Linked DNA regions of Homo sapiens: region 2 is linked to region 1. The links are chromatin contacts, found by Hi-C or POLR2A ChIA-PET in ENCODE. All regions are on one chromosome and are shown on one strand. Each heading gives the region's core, a stretch centred on a gene start or an enhancer-like site at or near the end of the contact. The rest is flanking DNA. Distances are from core to core; before and after follow the strand shown. Region 1 overlaps MAML3 (mastermind like transcriptional coactivator 3). Region 2 overlaps MAML3 (mastermind like transcriptional coactivator 3).

Region 1 (5,143 bases), core at 699-3,198:
GAATATTAGCTAGGCAGCCAGTGGTGTCTACCACAGTAGGCAACAAATTATTTAAATTCACTTGATTTTTATAACCCTAACTATAAAGTGAGAATAAAAAACCTACCACATAGAGTTGTAGAGAAGAATAAAGGGGAAAATATTTAGAAGATATATACCTGACACATAATGTGCCCTCCATAAGTGTTAGTTTCCTTCTCTGGGATCCTTCTGTGATCACTCACAGATCCCTCTGTGCTCTGATTTCTGAACACACCACAGTATCATATGCTGTGAAGACCTGTACAGATATATATTGATAAAAATTAATTTTAGGCCAGGCATGATGTCCCATGCCTGTAATTCCAACACTTTGGGAGGCCGAGATGAGAGGATCACTTGAGGCCAGAAATTTGAGATCAGCCTGGGCAACATAGCTAGACCCTGACTCTAAAAAAATTTTAAAATTAGCTGGGTGTGGTGGTGTGCCTATAGTGCCAGCTACTCAGGAGGCTGAGGCCAGAGTATCACTTGAGCCCAGGAGTTTGAGGCTGCAGCGAGCTATGATGGGGCCACTGCACTCCAGCCTGGGTGACAGAGCCAGATCCTGTCTCTAAAAAAAAAAAAAAAAAAAAAAAATCAATTTTGGTTTACATATTGCATGATACCTCTTGGCAAAGCATTAGGAAAAATGAAATTTGGAAATCACAAGTCAAAAAAAATGTATTTTTCGCTAGAATGTCTGAATATAAGACTATAAAGATGATTTTACAGTCCATGTCTTTCTTTATTTCTCTTCCCTTTATAACTATCCACCCACAACCTCTCTTTACTAAACTCTTCTCTTGATCCCTTGAGAGGTTCCTCAATTTGTATTTACCATTATTCATCTACAAAGCTTTATTATGCAGTCACTGGAGCATCCGTGTGTGTGTGTGTGTGTGTGTGTGTGTGTGTGTACGTGCAGGTATAAATGTGTATTTCTTTAATCAGCCCAACAACTGACCACCCCTGTGCTTTCTTCACACAGCAAACCAGGTGGGAGTCAGGAAGGTGGGGGCTCACATGTGGGGTGGGTTATGGCCAGCCAAGCCTGCAGCTGAGTATTTATGAAAACAACAATGCTCTGTTAGAGTTTGGGTCTCAGAGGGTGAGAACACATATGGTTTCCGTGGTTTTGGGTCCACAGAGTTTTCCTGCCTGTACTTACGATGGACTGTTTCCCATCCTGCCTTGTTTCCCGCCCCAGGCCCCGTGACTGACGTGTGCCGGTGCACAATCTAGCAGAGGGTGGGGACCAGGGTCACATCTCCATAAGCTACGTTGGAAGGGGCCTTTGTTTTCTCTCTAGCAAAATAAGCATGGGTAACAGAGGGTAGAGGTGTGGTGCTGTGGCTGCTTCTGTACAGTGAAAAAATAAACAATATTCCAATCCCGCATAAGCTAGGCTGCCTCCTAAAATCAGCAGCTAAGAGCACATCCTCTCAAGATAAATACAGAAGGGAAGGAAAGAAAGAAACCTCTCCTTCCCCATTTAAAAATGTTTCCCTTCTCTTGTGGCCCTTGTCTAGCTAGTCTTTGCCTACCTTAAGTTCTGGCTGTCTGTGTAGAAACCAAATGCCACAGTCCAAAGGAGAAGCTCTTTCACAGGGAAAACAAAAGGCAGCTGTCAGTTTAATCCCAAGCTCCCTGATAACATTCCAGCAGAGTTCCTTTTTCTGGAGATGAAATAAGAACCCTGGCAGGCCCTTTTGACTGGTCACATAAATCATTTGTAGTAATTGCTCTGAGAAAGGAGAGCCTCTCAGGCTCCAAAGAGTGAGTGGGGGAGTCACACACCGACATTCTTTCTTTCTCTCTCTCATAAACACACACACACATGCACACTCACAAACACACCCTGTGCCACTGCCACTAGCTGGTCTCACACATGTGTACATTCACCCACACGCACACCCCTTGTCTCAGGGATCGCTGAGAGGAGTTGCTCACACTGGGGTAAGCTCAGTGAGCCATGTATATTTTTCGAAAGCATAATACGGAATATCATAAACAGCTTATGTTTCCTTCTCTTTGAGATTGAGGCCGTGTAAATTATTCTGAGTACAGTTTGGGAGGGGATGTTGGGAGAGTTGACAGGAAATGTGGGAGGGAGAGAACACAAAGGTAAGAGGGGGAATGGCAGTGACTGGCTTTGTTAGGCTTATCCATTGCTGTGTATCCTATAATGTGTCACCTGCTTCCTCCTTTTTGCCTTTTCTGGTGAGAACTGAGATGTGGTCATAAAAATCCCCCATCCTGTGATCTGGGAGTTGCTGCTGAGGCTTGGCAGTTCACTAAGGACCGAACTCTGAAAAGCCACAAAGCTATAATATCCCTTCCCCTCTGTGGCCAATAAAGCTGGTGATAATCAAATAACAGGACTTAGAAGTGGTATGGTGCCTGCAGCGGTTGGCCACAGGCCGGTGATATACACCCTTCACTTGTAGGCTGATGTGTGTTCATTGAAAATATTGAGGCCACCAGTGATGTTGGTGGGGGGCTCCCCCAGGCACACACAGTTGTTTGAAGAATGAATGGATGGATGAATGAATACATGAATGGATAGATGGATGAATGAATGATGGATAAGTTGAGCTCACTGTTATGTTATGAAAATAGCTGGAAAAGTCAGAAAAATTGGATAGCTTGTCTGACAGATGAATGCCTCATCCCTCTCCACACACTGCAAGTTATAGCTGTTCTCAGCATTGTGCCCGTGGATAGAGAAGAGAAAGTGAAGGGAAGGAAGAGCCGAATATGAATGGAGGAGTGTACCTTTCCCCACTCCACTCTTCAGTCCTGATTATAGAACAGCCCTGGCTATGAATCAGTGCTGCTGTTGAACATGCAACTTGCTAAGCTAAAATTCACTGTCATTTTGTTTTGTTTGATAAGAAAATATATCAAATTTGGAGTGTATCATGTATGGGCTATAGGCTTTGTCAAGCTAACAATTGGAGTGTATCATGTATGGGCTATTAGCTTTGTCAAGCTAATAATAAAGTCAACCTTCTTTATTTCTTTCCCAACTTATTTGACACCAGTGATCTAACTTCAAAAGGAGAGCAAACAAGGGTTGGCAAAGAACTGTGTTCCTCCCAGTGTAGCTCACGTGTAAAAGCAGTGTGTTTTCCACCACAAGGCTCTTCTGCCACTGAGGCACGGACTGTTTTAGGGTACGTGTATGCTCCCTTGAGGTATCCTATGGAGTCTGAGCTCAGGCCATCCTTGGTTTGATCTTTCTCCCATCTGCCCCACGCATAGCCTTGGATGTAATTTGTCATTCCTCTCTTGGCTACCAAGCCAGTTGTTAACAGGCCGGCATGTGTAGGTGTACTGAACCAAAGATGGCTCCTGCATATGGCTAAACAAGTGCAGGGTTTAAGGTAATTCCGAATCGAGGCTTTCAGGTATGGGTTAGTAGATTTTTGCTTTAATCTATAAGGTCCACTTAGGTTGGAGTTCTAAACTCAGACATACACACACACACACACACAAAATAATAGCGTATATGCATATGATACTTTACAGTTTGCAAAGCAGCTTTCCGAATGGCAAGTCTTGTCAGTTGTTATTTTTAAGCTGAAGAAACCAAAGTTTAGAGAACGATAAATGGCTTATTTAGGGTCATAGAGCCAACAAGTGGCAGAAACTGGAATAGAAGCCAGGTGATGACACAGCTAATTTAGTTTGCCACTGAACGTATATTGTCTCTTTAAATTATTGTGGTGAATTTTAACAAATTCCTTTTTACATAATATTTTAAGCCTAAAAAGTCTGTTTATTTTAGAAATTTAAAGAACTATGCACCTGATGTGTTTTTAAAATCATGCATAATCCTACCATTCAAGATGATCTCTCTGTATCATTTGGAAGTGATGCATACTAGTTAATTTCTATGCATATGAGACAAATATAATGTCTTGATTTAGACAGCATTAAATCCAACAGCATTTGGTTTTGTATCCTACTTTGTTCACCTATATTATTGAGGTTTTTGGTCATTTAACATTCTTTATAAAACCTGATTTTTAATGCCTGCATAATTTTCCCATAAATTATTTAAAATTTAATCTGTCACCTATTGTTGAACATTTTAGTTGTTTACCTTTTGTTGTTTACGAACATCCTTTTAAATCTATCTTCAGTGGAATTTCTGACTGTTTTCATAGTGTAGATTCTTAAAAGAGCAATTTCTGGGTTGGAAGTTATTAACTAGGATCTTGACGTGTGTTGTATAATTGGTTTCCAGAAAGATCTTATCAATTTATGCTTGCCTACTGAATGAGCTCCCTTACCACATCTTATCCAGCTTTAGGAATTGTTATTTTAATTTTTTTCCAATATAATAGTGAAAAAATATATTTTGTTCTTTTAATTTGCATTTGTATGATCATTAGTGAGACTGAACATCTGTTAAGAATTATTGGCTAAATTATATTTTTCATTCATAAACTGTCTCTATTCATGTCTGTTGCCCATTTTTCAAAAATAGGATATATATTTCTTTTTCTAAAAAACTTACATATTATAAATTTGCATTTATGCCAATATTTTGTCCTAGCTTTTAATCTGCTTGTTAATTTTTAAGGGTTTTTAATGTACAGTTTAAAAATTTATGCAATGAAAACTATTAACCTCTTCCCTTGTAACTTCTAATTATTTTATACTTAGAAAGACTTTATACCAAAATCATGAAATACTGACTTTTAAAAATGTTTTTGGAGTTCATTTTTTACATTTAATTATATGCTCTTCAGAAATGTATTTTGGTATAGTTGCAAGGTGCAAATCTAACTTCAGATATCCCCCCTTATTCTTGTCTATTTCATAATCTTTCCTTTCCCCATATTTTTAACAGATAATGAATTCTTAAGATCTCCTTCTGGACTATCATTTCTCTTGCATTGAACTATTGGTTTTTCCACCGCTCGCATAGTATTCCATTATTCTGGTTTTACAGTAGGTTCTAACATCTCATATTGCCTTCTTTAGCTTCCTTAGCTTCTCCTCCCAGTTTATTTTTCCAGAATAACTATAAAAAATTTATTAAATTCCTAAATGAATCCCTCTGCAATGCTGATTTGAATTATATTAAATCTATAGAATGGTCTGGGAAGAG
Region 2 (5,382 bases), core at 974-3,473, 36 kb before region 1:
CCCTGTCTCTGGCCTGTCTTCTCATAGATTCGGAAAATCCTAAGTGTGAACTGTGAAAATCTTACTGAATGATGTGGGAAGAAGCAGATCCCTCCAGTCTCATTACACTTTTGGGGTTTTCCCCACCTTTGTGCTATCAAAGAATTGTGACATGGCCTCACTGGGGAAAACACACAATTTTCCTCCAAAAGATTACAATGAATCACCTTGATTTTCTAAATTAAAGGATATCCTAATAAAGCCATGCAATAGGTATTTGAAGTATACTGGAGAAGGCCAGAAGCAAAAATGTTTTAATGGAGCTGTATTTTAAAGACTGTGCCTGTAAAGAAAAGCTCTGTCTGCTACCAAAAGTCATATAAACTAATGGCTATTTTAAAATACATCTTTAGTCTGGGCATGGTGGCTCACGTCTGTAATCCCTGCACTTTGGGAGGCCAGGGTGGGTGGATTGCTTGAGCCCAGGAGTTCGAGACCAATCTGGGCAATATGGCAGAACCCCGTCTCTGCAAAAAATACAAAACTTATCCTGGTGTGGTGGTGCACGCCTATAGTCCCAGCTACTTGGGAGGCTGAGGTAGGAGGATCACCTGAGTCCAGGGAGGTTGAGGCTGCAGTAAGCTATGATTGTGCCACTGCACTCCAGCCTGGGTGACAGAGTGAGACCCTGTCTCACAAATTAAAATAAATAAAATAAAATACATCTTTAAATATAAAATAATATTTAAACTATTATTAGTAGGTTGTTTCTTTCTTAAACTCTTCCTCTTACAGACAAAAATATGTAGTTTGGTGATAGAGTCTGTCTAGTAAAATAAAAATAAAGTACAGTGCTAGCTTCTTATAAGCCATAGTTTAGTCACCAAGGCTTCTGGCAATCTGTAGGTAGGAAAATTAAGGCATAAAATGATCTATCAAGATTTGCATAAAAAGCCACTCATAAGCCGAGGAGAAAGCATTTCAGCTCCTGGATTTTTTGTCACTGTCAAGCTGTCACAAATAACTATGTCTGCTTGGAGCATTTCAAACTCTGAGTTCTCTGTTTATATAGATGTTGGGATTTCCTCCCACTCCTAAAAATATATTCTAGATGAAGGGGTTAAAGATCAACATTACCCTGCTAAACCTTACTCTGACTCAAGATTTACTTAACGAACTGTAATTTTACTACTGCACAGATTCAATCTGTTGAGCAAATAAAAATCATTTTGAAAATGACCTATGTATTTATTCAGTTTGTATTTCAGAATTATCATAATATCAGGTATAAGGGGATTGTGGTACCAATGAAACTATTCTATACCATTCACCATAGATTTATAAAGGAGACTACAAAAGAGAAAATAAGAGATGACATCATATGAAGTGCTTTAGTTCAGATAAAGGAAACATCCAAAAATACTGAGATGAGTAAAATTTTATTCAAAGTAGGTTCCTGCTTTGTCTTGATCTCAATCCATTCTAACTCCTGATGTCATTTACCGTGTGAGATCTTAGTACAATCATGAAAAGAATATGAGCATTTATCAAAACTCTCTGACATCTGTATGTTTAGAAATGAACTTACACAGCAAAATATGATTTCCTTGCACTTATTTAATTTTTCTAACTTCAATTTCTACCTATGTGTCTCTGCCAGTTTGACCTGATTCAGACACCCAGAACTTGAATAAAGAAGCCCTCTTCTATTTTCATTCTTAATGAATATACCTTTTCCCATGTCCACATTGAGCCTCCCTTCTGTGTACTCTGTCTAATGCAGCCACATGTCTAGTTCCCCCTCTCTGTCACCACCCTCACTTCTTCTTTCCCATCTTCTTACTTCTTTGGTGTGACCTCTCTGTAGGACAACATGCCATTTCTGATTCCCCACACACATACCCTATCATTGATACCTACCCTCAGGATTAGATTCTGTCTAAGTAATTTGTAGAGCCATCAGGCTTTAGTAAGTATTGGACTGCAAGTCAACACCCATTATCTCATCAAAAGGGATGCTGTGTTGGGGCAGAGGGAGAGAGAGAGAGAGAGACAGAGAGAGAGACAGACAGAGAGAGAGAAAGAGAAATAGAAAGTCTCTTCCAGGAGAAAAACCATATTGATGATATCAAAAGGAAAGGAAGGTGAATAGTGTGAGCCAGAATAGGACTAAACAAATGGCAGGCTTTTGTTCAGCTCTCTGGCATCTGGACAGCAGCTCTCTGCTTCTTACTCAACCTGTCCCCAGGCTCTCTGCAGTCTTGTCTTCTGGTCTCATTTTATGTCATCCCACTATTGATGAACAGAAAATTTGGGCAGCTGCCCACCATCCCTATATCCCACCCACACTGTCAACAACAGCATGTGAAGAGGAGCCATGTGGCTGCAGTGGTAAGGAAGGTACAGTCTATGACCAAGAAAGAGACACTAAGTAGATGATTAAGAGCAGTACACACTGCTCTGACAGCCTTATTGTCACAACTGATTTTCAGGATGTTGGCAGTGATTCTGAAGCCTGTAGAAATTATCAGGTTTTAAGGGATTGAGAGTTCACCAGTGGTCCACTCTTGGTGAAGTAGGATGCCTTGCTTGGTATTGTTAACTCCCACATCATCTCTGTGCCAAGAAAAAGACAGCACAATGCCACCAACATCTAAACAGTGGCATCTAATTGATTTCAATCTTAGTTCAACAGTGTGACCAGAAGGATGTTTCAATTACCATCACCATATGGGACACTGAGTGTCTGATTAGTAGGGATGCTCCTGTTCTTCATTCTTTAGGCAACTACTCATTATTGCATAAGATGTTGTCTCTGATGATGAAATTGTATCCCAATGGACTCAAATAGTATGCATAGAAACTTGAAGGTGTTTCGCTTACAGCCAGAGTGCAACAGAGGTTTTGGAACAAGCTGGGTCCTACCAGAGCCAGAGGTGTAGCAGCTGCAGACTTCCACTCTACCCGCACCTCACATATTAGTTGTGAATTTGATAAATGCCATCCTGAAGAGCAATTGATTTATTAATTAGCTGATTCAGAATGTTCTTAGGACTCATTTGGGATATGGAGTCATTATAATTTAAAAATGTCAGCGCAGTGCAATAGAAGATGAAAATGGCACCTCCCAGGGGCCCTGTGGGCCAAGCTTTCTCCTTTGGTGAGTGGGGTTTCTCTCGATGGCTACAATGCCGTCCATGGGAAGTTGCTTCATCAGACCCAAACAGTGAGGTCTCAGGAAGTGAAGAAATGCTCATTTTTTGAAACAGAAGCTGAGGTCCAGACTAGGACGTGATCAGACCAAGCAGGACAGTAATAATTTGGTTATTAAACTGGAGATAGTAGCAATTTCATTAGAAGACTCCGAATTAAGATACTTCAGGAGTCATTTCTAGAGAAACCCCAACTGTATATAATTACCTACATCTATGAACAGGTAATCCTATAAATTTTCTAGCAAAACAGTTGGTGAACTAAGAAGGGAAAATATGGGCTAGATTAACTTATTATGAATGTTAATTCATCAGGTTTTGGGTTTTACTTTTGCCTTGTCCTTAAACATGGGTAATTAAGACCTGTCAGTAGTGTAAGTTGGGATTTGAGTTCAGGATTTTGGAAATATTCTAATTCCCTGTATTGGGACTAGGTAGTAAATCTAAAATTGTGATATATCAAGTTATTTTCTGGTGTGTTTTCTAAATTTGAGCACATGGACCCGAGAGTAGACACATCTTAGTATGTACTCAGCTTTGGGCAAAAGATAGATGGCGTCACCTTTCTTCGCATGCTGAGCTCCATAGTAGATTGAGGACTTGGGTTGGAAGCAGTAAGGTAATTGCCAAAGCCCCATTATCAGGTGGGTACACGTAGAGCTTTTGGGAGGAACAGATGCCATAAGTTATCAGTTTAGTCTTACCTTCTCTTTAGAGGGAAAAGAAGTTGGAGAAAGCGTCTGCAGCTAACAAAAGGAACTGGCCTTGGCTGGACGTGGTGACTGGGGACTGTAATCCCAGCACTTTGGGAGGCTGTGGTAGGCGGATCACCTGAAGTCAGGGGTTCAAGACCAGCCTGGCCATCATGGTGAAAACCCCCCGACTTTACTAGAAATACAAAACTTAGCCAGGCATGGTGGCACACACCTATAATTCCAGCTACTCGGGAGGCTGAGGCAAGAGAATCACTTGAACCAGGAGGCGGAGGTTACAGTGAGCCGAGATGGCGCCACTGCACTCCAGCCTGGGCAACAGAGTGAGACTCTGTCTCAAAAAAAAAAAAAAAAAAAAAAAAAAAAAAAAAAGGCAAGCGGATAACTTGAGGCCAGGAGTTCGAGCCTGACCAACACGGTGAAACCTCATCTCTACTAAAAACACAAAAATTAGCTGGGCGTGGTGGCACACACCTATAATCCCAGCTACTTGGGAGGCTGAGGCATGAGAATCACTTGAACCAGGAGGCGGAGGTTGCAGTGAGCCAAGATTGCACCACTGCACTCCAGCCTGGGTGGCAGAGCAAGATCCTGTCTCAAAACAAATAAAAATAAAAATAAAAATGCCTCCTTTCTAGGATTGTGGGAAGAATTAAACTAGATAATGAGTAGATGCTCATGAATGCAGTAAACGTGAGTTCTCTTCTCTTTCTGTTTTTAGATATGTGATACAGTCACTTACCCATTCCATAATTAGTTTCCTTGTATGTAAAATCAGGGGATAATAATGTCAACAAATAGTTATCTGCTTAACATTGTTTTATTAAAAAGCAGGTATGTTCGCATGAATAAAACAACCTTCCCTTTTAAACTCCTTGTTTGGCATCCTCAAACCTCTCAGCTTGTTTCAGATGGGAACTTCAACCCAATATCAGGTCACAGTGCCCAGGTTGATCTGTACTCCGTGTGGGCTCTGAAAGCATCACCCCTGCAGAGGCTGGAAGCCCTAGTCTTCCCAGGGGATGCCTTGTCTGCAGGTACTGCCCCCAGCCTGCAGTGAACTCTGGACCTTTTATTGATCCTGTGTGCATCTGGCTCCACTCTGATACCAGGAAGAATGGGGGTTGCTGGCCCTGGACTTGGTCCTGGACAAATAAATGTGTTTGTCAAAGCCCTTTCCTGACATCGGTTGTCTCTAGCCCAGGTGGCACTGTGGAGGGTAATTAGTTCTCTTTATTAGAGGGAACATCAGGAAGCTCTGCGCTGCTCACCGTGGACACATGTAAAAAGATTTTGTTAATGCAGCTGTTACTTGCCTTTTCATTATGCTAATGGGCAGCCTGTAAGAAATGTAACTTCCTGTCACTGGCACCAAGCAACACCTATCAGACAAAGCATTGTTTCTTCTCACTGTTGATAAGTGTGACTTGTGGGGACCAGCGATAGGATGCTCATTTTTATCTGCTAAGTGCACAGCG

Evidence for each region. A loop is a pair of places that touch in the nucleus more often than their neighbours do. ChIA-PET counts read pairs that join two places held with the same protein, here RNA polymerase II (POLR2A).
Region 2: a map of Caco-2 shows a loop between it and region 1 (2.1-fold over the local background). The contact joins two enhancer-like sites. A Hi-C loop is called at or near these places in 1 of 168 maps with a recorded cell type or tissue (Caco-2). POLR2A ChIA-PET finds 5 or more read pairs at or near these places in 6 of 52 experiments (A549, H1, T-cell and 2 more).

The regions. Positions count from the first base shown.
Region 1 is chr4:139,805,661-139,810,803 of GRCh38, reverse strand. The region is part of intron 2 of MAML3 (mastermind like transcriptional coactivator 3); the gene reads left to right. Among named protein-coding and RNA genes, the nearest start is that of MGST2, 140 kb to the right of the region's middle. Within about 2 kb of position 1,948, at least 2 of the 41 ENCODE cell types and tissues checked have a DNase peak (open chromatin) inside an H3K27ac peak, as active enhancers do.
Region 2 is chr4:139,841,657-139,847,038 of GRCh38, reverse strand. The region is part of intron 2 of MAML3 (mastermind like transcriptional coactivator 3); the gene reads left to right. Among named protein-coding and RNA genes, the nearest start is that of MGST2, 180 kb to the right of the region's middle. Within about 2 kb of position 2,223, at least 2 of the 41 ENCODE cell types and tissues checked have a DNase peak (open chromatin) inside an H3K27ac peak, as active enhancers do.